2 separate regions of the Homo sapiens genome follow, and region 2 is linked to region 1. A link is a loop called in an ENCODE intact Hi-C map of the cell type or tissue named here. Cell type or tissue: IMR-90. All regions are shown on one strand. Each heading gives the region's core, and the rest is flanking DNA. Links, peaks and the distances in the headings are about the cores only.

Region 1 (7,828 bases), core at 1,564-5,563:
ATGTGCTGCTGGATTCGGTTTGCCAGTATTTTATTGAGGGTTTTCGCATCGATGTTCATCAGGGATATTGGCCTGAGATTTTCTTTGTTTGTTGTGTCTCTGCCAGGTTTTGGTACGAGGATGATGCCGGCCTCATAAAATGAGTTAGAGAGGAGTCCCTCTTTTTCTATTGTTTGGAACAGTTTTAGAAAGAATGGTACCAGCTCCTCTTTGTACCTCTGGTAGAATTCGGATATGAATCTGTCTGGTCCTGGGCTTTTTTTGGTTGGCAGGCTATTAATTACTGCCTCAATTTCAGAACTTGTTATTGGTCTATTCATGGATTTGACTTCTTCCTGGTTTAGTCTTGAGAGCAATGTTCAGAAATTTAACCATTTCTAGAAGCTTATTTTCATTTCGATAACAAGTAGCAGACAATAATAGATTTAAAATTATGTACCAATGTCTTTTTCATTATATGTGGTAATAAAGTGCCAAAAAACAAGCTACAAGCTGTTTGTGGCCTAAGATATGCAAAGAATTAATTTTTGTGCTGGCATATACTGTAATTAGAAATTGTTCTGTGCATCATGATTAAACCAGTAACTATGGTAACGAGAGCAGGAAAGCATGAGTGCAAAAGGAAACAGCCCGAGTAAGTCAGGGATAAGCTGCATTTCATCTTTCTTTTTAAGTGTTTGTAATAAACAGAACTATCTATAAAATGCATACTGATTTTTATTCCAATTCTTATCATTCATTTACATAGATTAAAATACATTATTCCTTGAACATATACACACACGTACAAGACAGAACAGACACAGATTATTACCACATATGGAGAGCATACAGCTCTTAACAGTATTATCAGGGGAATACCATTACAATCTCTGCACATCTCCCTCATTTTCATAGGGCTGTATGAAGAAAATGACGGAGCAGAACACTCAAGTAAGAAATCTACAGTTTCTGGCTTTTGCCTTTTGGCCACAAATTTTCAGCAAAACTGCTTGACTCTTAGTGGCATGGACGACAAATTCAGATTAGCAGGCAACAGACATGAATACAAAGGAAACCAGCGCAACACTATTCCTAATAATGCGTTTTGTAGGCTTTACCGACTGCAGTCTTCAACAGACATAAATACAGACGTCTCAGTTTCAGAGACCTCGAATCATTAGTCTTCATGTACATTTTTTTGTTTTTTGTTTTTTGTTTTTTCGGTCCCCAAACCATCAAGTGGTATGAGAAATAATTAGAGCAGTTTCAAAGGAGAAGATCAGTCAAAACTGATTAAAGGTTTAAAAAGTAAGCCTTTTGAGAAAAGGGTGTTTTTTAAAAAAAATTATTCATTGAGGCTAGAAAAGACTCTGTGACGAAGCCAAGTACGTGAGTGTGAACAGCAATTATCTCACTACGGAAAACAAAGCAGAATGAAACAATATAAATTTCAGAAAAACAATCTTAATTTCTGGAATAACTTCTTACTGTACAGATATAAGAAACTGCACGTATCACTAGATAAGCTGTGTAATCTAATTGAATTTATTAAAGGAGATGAACAAGCATCATGTTCTTGTTTAGTACAAACAAATATTTAATTTAGTGTTTCCATAGTAGAGTTTCTCTATAAAGAATTGTAAAACTTTTTAAAACCCCATCTGAAACAGAAATAAATACCACCTGGTATCACTTATAAGTGGGAACTAAGTAATACGCACCCATATTACTCAGTTGTAAATAATACACACCCATATTACTTAGTTGTAAGTAATACACACCCATATTACTTAGTTGTAAGTAATACGCACCCATATTACTTAGTTGTAAGTAATACGCACCCATATTACTTAGTTGTAATATAACTTATAAGAAACATGTTATATAAGTTGCAAGTAATATAACTTATAAGTAATATAAGTTATAATATATGTTATAAGTAATATAACTTATATTACTTGTAAGTTATATTACTTATAATTAAGTAATACGGGTGCATATTACTTACAACTCAGTAATACGGGTGCATATTACATACAACTCAGTAATACGGGTGCATATTACGTACAACTCAGTAATACGGGTGCATATTACGTACAACTCAGTAATACGGGTGCATATTACGTACAACTCAGTAATACGGGTGCATATTACGTACAACTAAGTAATACGGGTGCATATTACTTATAACTAAGTAATACGGGTGCATATTACTTAGTTCCCACATATAAGTAATGGACATAGAGAGTGAAATAATAGACACTGGAGACTTAGAAGACTAAATGTGTAATGTACGCTATTTGGATGCTAGTTACATTAGAAGCCCAGACTTCACCACTATGCAGTATATCCACGTAACAAAACAGTACTTGTACCCCCTAAATCTATAAAAAATCTATAAATTTATAAAAATTAAAAAAATTAAACTTCATTCGAATGTAAAGTTAATGAGGAAGTTAAATTATTTCAAAGATTACAAATTGAGTATCAACTAAGACAAGGCACCAAAAACAACTGAGTGTTTCAGGAAAATTTTTAAACAAATAACACTGATTAGTTAATGTTCCTATCATCTTCCATTCATTTATTCATTGTGCCAACCAATATCAAGCACCTGCCTTGTGTGAAGCACTGTTCTAGGGTCTGGGTCACAATCATGAAAAGATGCATAAATCTCTGTGTCATGTAGCTTCCATTCTTCTAAGGGAGACAGACAAAAACTAGTAGAAAATAAATTACACTATTTAGATGATGGTAAGAGTTCTGGAGTGAATAAATGGGTGATGTGATGAAGATGAACTGTCAAAGCCTACTTTTCTAGGTGGGTCAGGGAAGACGTTTTTGAGGCAGGTGGTCCATAGAAGCCAGCGATGTGAGGCAGAGCATGTCAAGAACAGGGAACCGCAAGCACAGCTGTGGAGTGTCCGAGGGATAAAGATGGCAGCAGCCCAAGCACTGTGGGCAAGGGCAGGGCAGGACGATGCCAGGCTACAGAGGTGGGCAGAGGACAGACAATTGGGGCCTGGTAGAGCATTCTGGGGCTTGGATTTTTAAAATGCCTTTATCCTACCATCACATTTCAGTGTTTCTGATTTGGGGAGTGATTTATAAGAAAGGTGCCTTTAAGAAAAACCAAAATATGCTTATTCACGCACAACTTCTGCTCAACTTCCTGAGAGGAAGCCAAAACTGGAGATTACTGCTGTACTGGAAGCCAGATCAAAAAAGAAAGCAAAATCATTTAAGAGCCTGCATTTGAAAATGCTTCATTTATAGGATGAAATGAAGTGTGTGTGGCTTTCTTATTGCTTTCTTCAAGCCTAGATATATTAATCATCATCTTCATTAAAATCCATTTGATGCCATAAAAGGACCAAATAATTTTCTTTCTAATTTTCAGAAACTGAGTGCTGTTATATAATTTTAAAATCTAACTACAGAGTCTTTAAAAAAAAAAAAACACTAGCTCGAATTTCCTCAATAATTCTGGCTATTCGTTTTTCAATTCTTATGTGTTTATTTTCCATTTGAACATTTAGCATTAGAAAATCTTCCTGTGATTTCCACAGCAACCACTAGAGGGAAAACTTCGACTGAAGAAAGTCATTTAAAGACACTATCTTAATAATATTTCTTAAGTACAATATTAAGTATAATATTTCTTAAGTCTAATATTCTTAAGAATAATATTTAAGTCTAACATTCTTAAGAATAATATTTATTAAGTGTAATATTCTTAAGAATAATATTTCTTAAGTCTGAAGAACTCAAAAATAATGATGTCTTCAAGATAAAATATTATAAAAGCACATCATAAATCCCACATGCATTTTCAAGTTATTCCTGATAATAATGAGCATTTGTGTTGTAATACGTATTCTGCAAATGTTCTTGCATTCATTACCTCATTTGTTTCTCCAGATGAATGGCTAATAGAGCAGGAACTATGATCACTCAGCTAAAATAAAAAAACACAAATAATTTAACCAAAGACACCCGACATTTTAATTGCACAATCAATATTACTACTGAGGGCTGAGTATATTTTTCAAGTACACTATGTTGTCTCCTCACTACTTTTTTCAAAGAAAATATGAAAATATTGTGTTCTCAATTTCCTCATCATATTCTAGATTTTTTAGTAAAATACCTAGAACACAGTAGGCACTTGATAATTAGTGAATGTATGCATGCATTCATATATGAATAAAAAGATGAATGAAGGAACAAAGCCCTACTTTTTTTCTATGCAACACTATATGCCAACATAGCACCTAGCAATAGCAATAGCAATAGCAATAGCAATGTGTTTTCCAAACACATCCCATTTCAGAGTTAGTAAATGCAGAGGACACCTGAAGATAATACTTGCAGCTTAATAAGTGCTACAGAGAGGACATGTTTTTGTGATTTTTTGCTCCAATATTATGATACCCTCATGTTATAGACAGGATGTGTCCCCCTGAAAGTTCACATGTTGAAATCCTAACCCTCAAAGTGATGGTATTAAGAGGTGAGACCTTTGGGAGGTAATTAGGTCATGAGGGTGGAGCTCTCATAAATAGAATTAGTTTCCATAAGAAAAGACATGAGAGAAATGATTTTTCTTTCCTTCATAGAAGAATACAATGAGAAGATGGCCATCTGTGGGCCGGGAGGAGGGCCCTCGCTGAGAACCTGACCATGCTCACACCCTGGTTTTGGACCCCCAGCATCCAGAACTCTGAGAAATAAAGGTTTGTTGATTAAGCCCCACAGTCTATTGTATTGTGTTACAGCAGTCCAAACTAAGATGCCACATCTGATTCTACCTCCTTTACATTGTTTGACTTTTGAATATTTGAACTCTAAAATTATGATCAATCCATCAAACTTTATATAATTCATTATCGTAACTCAAAAACACAAATATATCATATGGGTTAATACAACCACATAAGAAATCAGAAAATGCTAACTGGAAGTGAGAAGAATTATAATTGTGATTCTGTCTTTTCCTTCTGCAGGAATCCTGAAACACTGGCCACAAAGTTATGCTATGGACTCATGCCCCTACGCAGTAAAATAACAATGTTAATACTAACTTACTATCAATTGTTACTAGATTGAGCAAAGAACAATCATTAAAATGCCATAGATCCTTGAAAACAAGCAATAATTTCCTGATAAAGATGAGATACTTTTCTTATTCTACCAACAAGACTGCATTTGGTGGTAAGTGTGTGTGTGTGTGTGTGTGTGTGTGTGTGTGTGTTGGGGGGATGTGGTGGAGGGATGAGGTAGATTTGGATATCTCTTTTCCCACAGTTGAATTCCCTTCCATGCAACTAAGAAATCAAAAAAAGCTCCTAAAATGAGTAGCTAACTTAAACATTCACAAAATATTTTTAAAAGAAATACTCAGAAATATCAAAAGGAGTTATCCATGGGTAGTGTGATAAGAAGTAATTTTAATGTTCTTTTTATGTTTTTATGTAATTTCTCATTTGTTTGCAATGAAAATATGTATATCCTTTTTTAACAATTGGGAAAGTTTTTTCACTAAAAGTCAAGTTTGTTTATTTTTGTTGTTGTTTTTGGTGGTGGTGGTAGAGACAGGGTCTCATGGCTGTGTTGCCCAGGCTAGTCTTGAACTCCTGGCTTTGAACTCTTAACTGCAAGTGATCCTCCTGCCTCAGCCTCCCGAAGTGCTAGGATTACAGACCTTAACCACAACACCTGACCAAAAGTCAAAGTAATATAAATTTTACATTACATCTTAAAATCATCATTAACTGTGTTTGGCATATATTTTATGTAAAACAAATATGAGTTTGTTTGATTTTTTATCTAAGAAACTAAATAATCAAGGGCTGTTAAGCTGAACCATAGCTAATACTCCTTGCATCTTCTTATCAAGAGCTAACTTTAGTAAAGATTCCTTCAAATCAGTAAATAAATGAGGTTGTCTTTGGCTGATACTTTCAGAGTCCTCAGAAGTTTGATTTTAAACTCATGAAAAAGATAAAGCTGAACCGACAGGCTTTACAGTCTTGTTCATTCTTCACATTTAGTACATTCCTTGAATAGATGGTATTGTCAACAGCTTGTTTAAAAATTGTCTGATATCTGCGCTAAGTTGTTTGGATGACAATTCATGAAACCAAATAGAAAATAAACACTGTAGCCTTATGAGTTCTCACCACATATTTTCAATAAATTTTACAAGTTCATGAGTGAAGAAAGATAAAGTTCTTAGTAATCAGACAATGTATAAACACCAATGGATCACAAACATTTTTGTAAAGAAAATAAAGTAAGGACACCCTCAAAAAATCCTAAAAGCACACAAAGTTCTCCATTAAGAAAGCAATTCATTTTGCAATGAATATAAAGGGAAACAAAATTATATACACTTTGACAAAGTTAATATATTTCTTTCTACTGTATTGTGATATTTTAAGAACTCTATGGCCCATCCAAATGCAGATGTGTAGTTACATCATTAGAAAAGAATAAATAAAACTTTATTAGCTATGGGTCTAACAGAGTCTCAATGAGACATAATAGATGTTTATTTTTATTCAATTTTTTTACATTATTTTAATGGCTTTATTAATTAAAATAATTACAAAAGTGCCATTGATTCCTAAGACAAGACATTCCAAGCACATAATATGTTCTATACAACTGGATATAATTTTGAAATGTGAAAATAAGAATATAATACTTGTGAATTATTTCCAACTTTCAACAAAACTTAAATATTCCAGGTTTAACCATGACTTTCCAGGAAAGGAATTGCAAGATGATGTCTGGTTATTGAAACGTGCTTCAAAAGTGGAAAAAAGTAGCTTTGGGGGAGTTTTTACATTTAACTTTACTCTCAAAAGAACCTAGGACAATCTGCTGCAGTCAACAGATTGGGCAGTGCTATTTTTTGCTGTGCCTGAGTGTGCTGGCAGGGGAAATGAGGGGACAAAGTCCTCACTTACATTTAGAGAAATGTATTATTTTCATGAAAGTATTTTTAAATGACACACAATAGTTCTAAATGTCATGATATTTCTTGTCACCTTAAATGATTAATAGCAAGAATTCTATTATTCCTACAGAAATTATCAGCCATAATTTCAACAATGTTAATTTCTGAATTATCAAAAATATTTAGTTGAGTAAGAAAGTAGAGCTCTGAAACTAAAAATACTTACAGGAGCAGAGATAATACTAAATGTTAAAATATAGTATTTGTAAGACTTTTTTTTTTCTCCCATGAATATTTAGAAAGCCTTTTTGGTTATTTCAGGCTTCTGTTATACTGAATGCCACCCATTCCAAGTGACCACTGGGAAAGGGAATTTCATCTCTGCAACCTAGAAATTACTACTCTTAAATACAACACGTCGATAAATAATTGGAAAGCTTCATCTATCATCCTGCCTACTGAACTCCCCATGGAATGAAAAACGTCACCTTCTCAAGATGCTTATCTGCCCAACTGACCCTGTAACAAGCCATTTTTCTTTATAAATAGTATTTCATGTGAAAATACTACTTTTAGTAGGAAAAATGGGTGGAAGAACCATACATTATGATTTTTTAAATCTGTGGATATAGAAGTGAAGATGGAGATAAAACAGTAAAAATAGATATTGATTCCCATGATGTCCATATGATTAGGCCATGAACAGACAGAAAAGGAAAGAGAGAGGATAGAGTTGGACAAGCACTGGCCTATAAGTCCGAAATTTCTGGATTCCATCCTCATTACCTCTGACGGCGAAATAATCTCTTGAGGCTTCAGTGTCCTTAACTAAAAATGAGGGGAATACCATCTACCTTGAAAGGCTGTTGAAGCAATGAGGCT
Region 2 (7,828 bases), core at 1,842-5,841, 330 kb after region 1:
AAAGAAATGCACAGCTGAGATTTGAAAAGGCAGCATCACGGTACCTTCATTGGAGCACCTGGATCTAGTTAGTTGCACCTGAAGTAGCTGATCTGACAGTAATATAGATTTGACAGTAATATGAAGTAATAAAGTCATTTTTGCTGTTGTTAATCAAATCAATTTGAATTGAGGGCTTCTCTCACTTGTACGGAAAAAAAACCCCTGATATATTTATATTTTCTGGAGTCCTTGTAAAGAGAAATTATGAAGCGGGTATCATTATCCCTTCTGTACAACAGATGAAGAAACAGAGACTGAAAGAAGGTAAGGAATTTGCACAAGATTATACATCTTGAAGTGGAAGTACTGAGATTCCCACCCAGGTTTTTTGCCCTGCAGTGCCTCTCAGGTTATTATTCAGATGTTAGTGTTGAAACATGGATAATTGCCTGGTTTAACCACTGTCCTCTGAGGTAGCCACACCCTGTGATCTACAGTGTACATTTGTGCCCTGTGTGGGTTATAAATAGCCTTTGGCTAAATAGTGGAGTATGTCACTGGGCCAAAGCTGATGTGCCTCACCCAAATCTTCTATGATTAAGAATTTGTTCTAACCATCTCATTTTAACTAACCACATATTTGAAAGACTATTGAAAGGGAAACCTTTCAATGACATCATTTTGAAGATCCAAAGCATGGGACTACATTAGAAGTGAAATGATACCACAGTGATCTTTCCAGTACTTCCAGCATAGCAATTTTTTTTTTTTTTTTTTTTTTTGAGATGGAGTCTTACTCTGTCGCCCAGGCTGGAGTGCAGTGGCACTATCTGGGCTCACTGCAGCCTCCATCTCCCAGGTTCAAGCGATTCTCCTGCCTCAGCCTCCTGAGTACCTGGGATTACAGGCGCATGCCACCATGCCTGGCTAATTTTGTATTTTTTAGTAGAGACAGGGTTTCACCATGTTGGCCAGGCTGGTCTTGAACTCCTGACCTCAGGTGATCCGCCCGTCTCGGCCTCCCAAAGTGCTGGGATTACAGGCATAAGCCTCCGCATCAGGCCCTGCATAGCAATTTGATCAGCATTCTTATACACGTGTATGAATTAATAATGATCATTTCTTGAGGTAAAATATATGATTTACCCTGGAACATGGCCAATTGGCTAATAAAATTGGGGTCTAGGAGGACCCTGTTTAGGATTCTAAGATTATAGTTTCTTTAACAACATAAGTACTGCCTTGTGTGCATGCATTTCAAATCTATTTTAACTCCAGTTATGAATTTTAGAGAAAAAAATTATATTTTAAACATGTTCTTATTAGACTTATAAATTTAATACTTTTTATATAACATGAGCAATACTAGTACATAGTTCACCTTTCTCCAGCAGTTTACACAGTCAACTTAGTACTCTTCCTGCTTCCATCTCCCAGCTCCCTACGATCCCATAGAATATGAGCAAAGGGGAGCCTCAGCACATGTCTGCTGGGGCTGCAGGAGTCACTCTGGTGACCACCACTCAGCCTCTGGCTAGTCCCTGCTAGCCTCTGGTGCTTCTATCCTGGAGGAAGGAAGATAAGCACTAGTCATGCACTAGCTGGTAATATTCCCATCTTCATACTTGCAGGCAATAATACAAACCTGGAAATTGGGAACCTGTCAGCTGTCTGGGGAATTCAGCATCTGGCTGAGTCCCCTCTCCCTCATCCCCACTGCAGCGAGGCAAGCAGGAGGTAGAATTTATTCTTCCACCTGTGTATAGAAGACAGAAAATGAGCTGGGCTTCATCTTTTCCTTGTTAAGCTTAATGGGATAAAATAATATGTGAAAAGGATACTACATATTCAACCTTGCTCTAATTTCAAATATCTTACCCAGTGTAGTAAAACATAAACTAAGTTCAAGTATTGCCTCTACCATAGATGTGTAATCTTGGACGATCTGGTAACCCTCCCTGCACCTCCACTTCCTTACCTGTAAAGAGTTCCATGATAAAAGTATCTACTTCACATGTTGGGAGGTTTAAATGCAATAATTCATATGAAGCACTCACTCGCCTGCACTGTAAGAGCTCAACAAATATTAGCTACATTGTAATTATTACTTTTACTTTGTTATTTAAGTTAAATTAGAATCTGTTGCATGCCAGGCACTGAAATTTTACTGTGTGCTTGTCTAGTGAAATGTCCAACTTCCAATAGTACCATACTCACTGCCTACTGTAGACATGTAACTATATAAAGGAAATCAATCAGCCCCCCTCTGGTGTTAGGAAATATATCCATTTCTATAATCAGAATTCATAACCAATGTTATATATAAAACAAATGATGTATTTTTTGCTCCATGGTATGAAAGATAGCTGTAACTTCTTAAGAAATGTACACATCACAAATATTCTGAGTAATTTCATCTTCCCAGGCTCCATAACAAAGTCACTCAATAGTTTGATATATCCTGGGAAGACAGCAGATATTTTGGGTTTTAGAAATAAAACATATCCCACACTGGCATCCATGGCTCCTGATTTAAGAAATCAAGGCTCTGGAACTGGGAACTCTTACCTGAAGATGTGATCGTGGCAATGATAATAAGAATAGTAACAGCAAATACATCTTGTTGTATATTACCGTAACCCTAACGCAACCCGTGAATTAACTGAAGTTGTACCAGTAGGGAAATGAAGACAACAAAAAGTACACGGCCACCTTAAAGCCTCGACATTTGCTCTGATGAGCATCTAGCAGCTGACATGCTGTATGTCCCAGGAAAATCAGGATAAGTCAGCAGAAAGTGGTAGGCAGGCAGGGCAAGGTCTTCAGAAGAACTAGTTGCTCTAGTTATGAGCCGTGTGAACTCAGGCAAGTTCCTTAATCCCTCTGAGCCTGTTTTCTCAACGATGAAAACAGGAAAATAGTTATGTTACAGGCCCATTGGAAGGGTGTATGAGAATATGCCCTGCATTTTTAATTTCCTTTTAAAGGCAGCCCCGCAACTGGTGAGCCCCTGATTTTATCCTTTTCAAAAACAGTAAACAAACCTGCCCCAGAGTAATTTTTCAAACTCCAGCTTACCGCTACCAAATAACTGCAGCTTACTGCTCCGCGTCGCAAGTCAAGATGTGGCTCCTTCATTCACACACATCTCTTGAGCGCTTCCCGTGTGCCAGGTGCTATAGGGCACACAACAGTGTGGGGATTACAGCAGCGAGCAGGCAGGTGAGGACTGTGCTGTCATAGTGTTAAACTCATCAGCTGACACAGTCGGGACTTGCAGCAAGTAAAATACCCAGTTTTTCAAGCAATCGATTTTCTCTCGATCCTGCACTTTGTTTTGCTCTTTCCTTTATCTAGTACCAGAATGTCAAATCAATAAAAAGTCGAGTGAAGCCTTTATTTGTCCACCAACCTCAGCATTAGTTTAATGTTTATATTCTCTCCTTGTCTTTCTCACTTGGACAATTCTCAAGCCTCTATTTTGCTTTCCAGTTACATTCTGGCTTCATTTTTTTTTTTTTTTTTTTTTTTTTATGGTAACTGCCTCCGAGCTTGGCTTGGTCACACTTTCTATGTAGAGTCCTTTGGGGAGCTCCCCCGCCTGGCCTCTGTCTGTAATATCACCAAAGGCAGTAATGGGCTTTGGCAGTGTTTTGCAAAGACCAACAAAGATGAATATCATTATACTGAGGTCCATGAAACCAAGATCAGATTTTTTTTGTGAATGGCAAGGGAAGGCAGACTGCACAAGAACACTGAAGGGACTGAACTCTTCAGCCTCTTGCATATTTATCACATGAATTTGGCAACTCATACATGGAGAGAATGAAAACTCGCTCCCCGAACAAGTGAGGAAACATTCATGAGGAACCGAATGGGGTCGACAGGTAAGCACGCTTTGCCCATATTTGACTTGTGGAGAGTCTCTTCAGTTTACCAACCTTGCTACTCAAATGAGCACATTTTATATGTACCTAATTTTTGTGCAATGGTTTACTGTAAAGAACATTTGCAGCATATGAAAGGGGCCTGGTCGTTTATTCTAAGGTTATATGAGATTATGTTGGAGGCATTCCTTGCCACATATGAACATCTCTAGAAAGGCAGCATTGCCTCTGGAGGAGGAGCACCTTGGTTTGAATCTTAACTCTCCTACTTTTCCTCCTGTGACCTCGGGAAGTTAATTAACCTTTCTATGCCTCCATTTCATAATTCGTAAAATGCGAATACTAATAATAACTATCTCAATAGGTTGTCAGAATGATTAAATATTAAATATGTCAGTACTTAAAAGTATTTGGAATAATGTCTAGCACATACTAAGTGCTTTATAAAAATTTGTTAAATAAATAAGTTTTGAAATAACAAAATATATGACAAGTAAAACCAACTGTTGAAGACCAAGTTGGAAGATGAAGCCTGGTACGTAGCTTGGTGTAAGAAACTCCAATAACATAGCTATATCCTAAGTTTAAATATGAATGGCCTCTCATTACCCACAAGAAATTAAAATTCAAAGGAATCCTGAGCATGTTCATAAAAGATATATTCATATTAACCAAAACTGAAAACAACTCAAATTTTCATCAAGAGGAAACAAACTAACTCTGGTACATTTACATAACATAATACAGTAGAACAATAAAAGGAATAAGCTACGAATATGTGCAAAATGTAGATGAATCTCAAAAACTTACTTTGAGCAAGAGTACGTTATATGATTTATTTTATATGAAGTTTAAAGTCAACAACATAAATATATGACTATTGAAATTAAAGGACATTGCTGCGGGGGATAGGATGAGTTGGAGATTTGACTAGAAGAGGAAATGTGGTAACTTTCCAGGAATATTGGAACATCATCTGTCTTTCAGTGATGGTAACATGGGAATACACATTTGGGGGAAAAAACCCTCAACAAATTTTTATTTAAGATGTGTGCAATTCTACACTGTGTAAATTATACTGCAATTAAATAAAAACTATATTGCAAAGATAAATAAATCTTCAGTTCTGGTAACGGCAGGCTAGTTAATTCAGAACAAACCTCCCATTGGAGACAATGATTTCTAGATGAAACATTAAACCATGCTTCTAGTTGCATCTAAAAGCTATAAAGAAAATGAGAAAGCATCAGACCAAGAATCCAGGACAAATAGAAAATCCAAAGAGGAGAGCATGGACTCTGGGACCACTTTTTTTTTCAGGTGCCTTTTTATTTTACTTTTTTATTTTTATTATTATTATTTATTTTATTTTAAGTTCTGGGATACAAGTGTAGAACGTGTAGGTTTGTTTTACATAAGTATACGTGTGCCATTGTGGTTTGCTGCACCTATCAACCCATCATCTAGGTTTTAGGTCCCACATGCATTAGCTATTTGTCCTAATGCTCTTGCTCCCTCACCCTCCAACCCCCCACTGGCCCCGGTGTGTGATATTCCCCTCCCTGTGTCCATGTGTTCACATTGTTCAACTCCCACTTATGAGTGAGAACATGAGGTGTTTGGTTTTCTGTTCCTGTGTTCATTTGCTGAGGATGATGCTTCCAGCTTCAACCATGGCCCTGCAAAGGACATTATCTCATTCCTTTTTATGGCTGTATAGTATTCCATGGCATATGTGTACCACATTTTCCTTATCCAGTCTATCATTGATGGGCATTTGGGTTGGTTCCAAGTCTTTGCTATTGTAAATAGTGCTGCAATAAACATCCATGTGCATGTTCTTTATAGTAGAATGATTTATATTCCTTTGGGTATACACCCAGTAATGGGATTGCTGGGTCAAATGGTATTTCTGGTTCTAGATCCTTGAGGAATCACCACACTGTCTTCCACAATGGTTGAACTAATTTAAATTTCCACCAAAAGTGTAAAAGTGTTCCTATTTCTCTGCAGCCTCACCAGCATCTATTATTTCTTGACTTTTTAATAATCACCATTCTGACTAGTGTGAGATGGTATCTCATTGTGGTTTTGATTTGTATTTCTCTAATGATCAGTGATGTTGAACTTTTTTCATATGTTTGTTGGCCGCATAAATGTCTTCTTTTAAGAAATGTCTGTTCATATCCCTTGCCTCCTTTTTGATGGGGTTGTTTTTTTCTTGTGAATATGTTTAAGTTCCTTGTAAATTCTGGATACTAGACCTTTGTCAGATGAGTAGATTGCAAAAATTTTCCCCCTTTCTGTAGGTTGCCTGTTCACTTTGATGATAGTTTCTTTTGCTGTGCAGAAGCTCTTTATTCTAATTAGATCCCATTTGTCAATTTTGGCTTTTGTTGCCATTGCTTTTGGCGTTTTTGTCATGAAGACTTTGCCCATGCCCATGTCCTGAATGGTATTGCCTAGGTTTTCTTCTAGGGTTTTTATGGTTTTGGGCTTTACATTTAAGTCTTTAATCCATCTTGAGTTAATTTTTATTTAAGATGTGTGCAATTCTACACTGTGTAAATTATACTGCAATTAAATAAAAACTATATTGCAAAGATAAATAAAGGAAGGGGTCCAATTTCAGTTTTCTGCATATGGCTAGCCAGTTTTCCCAGCACCGTTTATTAAATAGGGAATCCTTTTCCCATTGCTTGTTTTTGCTGAGACCACTTTTGCTCCAGGAACATTTGCTATGAGGAAGAGATGGCAGGGAGATAAAGCAATCCTCATACAGTCTCTTCAGGAAAGCGGAAATAAAAGTTGAAGAAACAGGCCTACCAAGATTGAGGACCATAGCAAATGGAATGCTGAACACTTAGACTTGACATCCAGAAGAGCTGAAATCTAGCAGTAAGAATGAGTAAGCCAGAAGTACATGAGCCCCTTCAATGTCTGCATGGGCAATAAAATTTTAATCCTTGAAATTGGATTAAGGTGATTCAAGATTGCTAGTGCCCATAGGCACCTAACAAAAAGAAACAATGCTCTCTGGAGGAAGGTAATGTTCTAGGGCCTAAATTTTTCTATACATGTTTTTCAAACAGGGTTAGGATTCATTCAAAAATAATAAGGAAACACACAGAAAGACACATCAATATGAATGAGAACTAGCACAAACAGATATAGACCCATAGGTATTTCAGATAGTGAAGATAAATTTATTTAGTATTTTATTAAGCTCACAAAGATAGAAGTCAAATTTTAACATTTCAGCAGAAAAGTGGAATCTTTAAAAAGAACATCACAGATTTAAAGCAAAAGAAAAAAATGAAAATGAAAAGAAAAAGAGAAACCCTAGAACTAGAAAACATAGTGTCTAAAATTAGTAACTCAATGGTTGGGTGTATCATCAGCAGATAGATGTAACTCATAGTTAGCACCTCTGAAGATGTCAGGAGAAACTACCCAAGATGAAAGAGACGGAAGCAAGAACAGGAGGAATTGAGGATATAATTAGAAAACCTAACATATATTTAATAGAGGTCATAGATTTAAAAAATGGCCAACAGCAAAATTTGCAAATGTAATGGCTGAGAATTTTGCAAATCTAATGAAAGCTATCAATCCACACATTGAAGAAGCCCAATGACTCCCAAGCAAGCTAATTAAAAATAAAAATCTGGGCCAGGTGTGGTGGCTCAGGCCTGTAATCCCAGCACTTTGGGAGGCCAAGGCGGGTGGATCATGAGGTCAAGAGATTGAGACCTTTCTGGCCAACATGGTGAAACCCCTTCTTTACTAAAAAAAGAAAATACAAAAATTAGCTGGGCATGGTGGTGCTTACCTGTAGTTGGAGCTACTCCGGAGTTTGAGGCAGAATAATCACTTGAATCCAGAAGGCAGAGGTTGCAGTGAGTCGAGATCGTGCCACTGCACTCCAGCCTGGTGAAAGAGCGAGACTCCATCTCAAT

The links. A loop is a pair of places that touch in the nucleus more often than their neighbours do. Peaks named below come from ENCODE experiments on the same cell type or tissue, not always from the same donor. Only the 100,000 strongest peaks of a DNase experiment are listed, where the experiment ranks them.
Region 2: it touches region 1 in a loop (6-fold over the local background); 11 of 110 quality-filtered maps call a loop at or near these places.

What each region holds. Positions count from the first base shown.
Region 1 is chr4:175,943,759-175,951,586 of GRCh38, forward strand. LOC107984113 (a long non-coding RNA gene) reads right to left here. Exons shown (of 4, transcript XR_001741924.3): 3 at 3,887-3,940. It also overlaps a transcript of GPM6A not described here. Among named protein-coding and RNA genes, the nearest start is that of WDR17, 120 kb to the right of the region's middle. In IMR-90, for the core only: a CTCF peak has its summit at 3,557 (motif pointing right); no DNase peak of the experiment used is centred there.
Region 2 is chr4:176,274,169-176,281,996 of GRCh38, forward strand. It overlaps a transcript of ASB5 not described here. Among named protein-coding and RNA genes, the nearest start is that of ASB5, 8.9 kb to the left of the region's middle. In IMR-90, for the core only: a CTCF peak has its summit at 3,577; a DNase peak (open chromatin) is centred at 3,573; H3K27ac peaks cover 222 bases.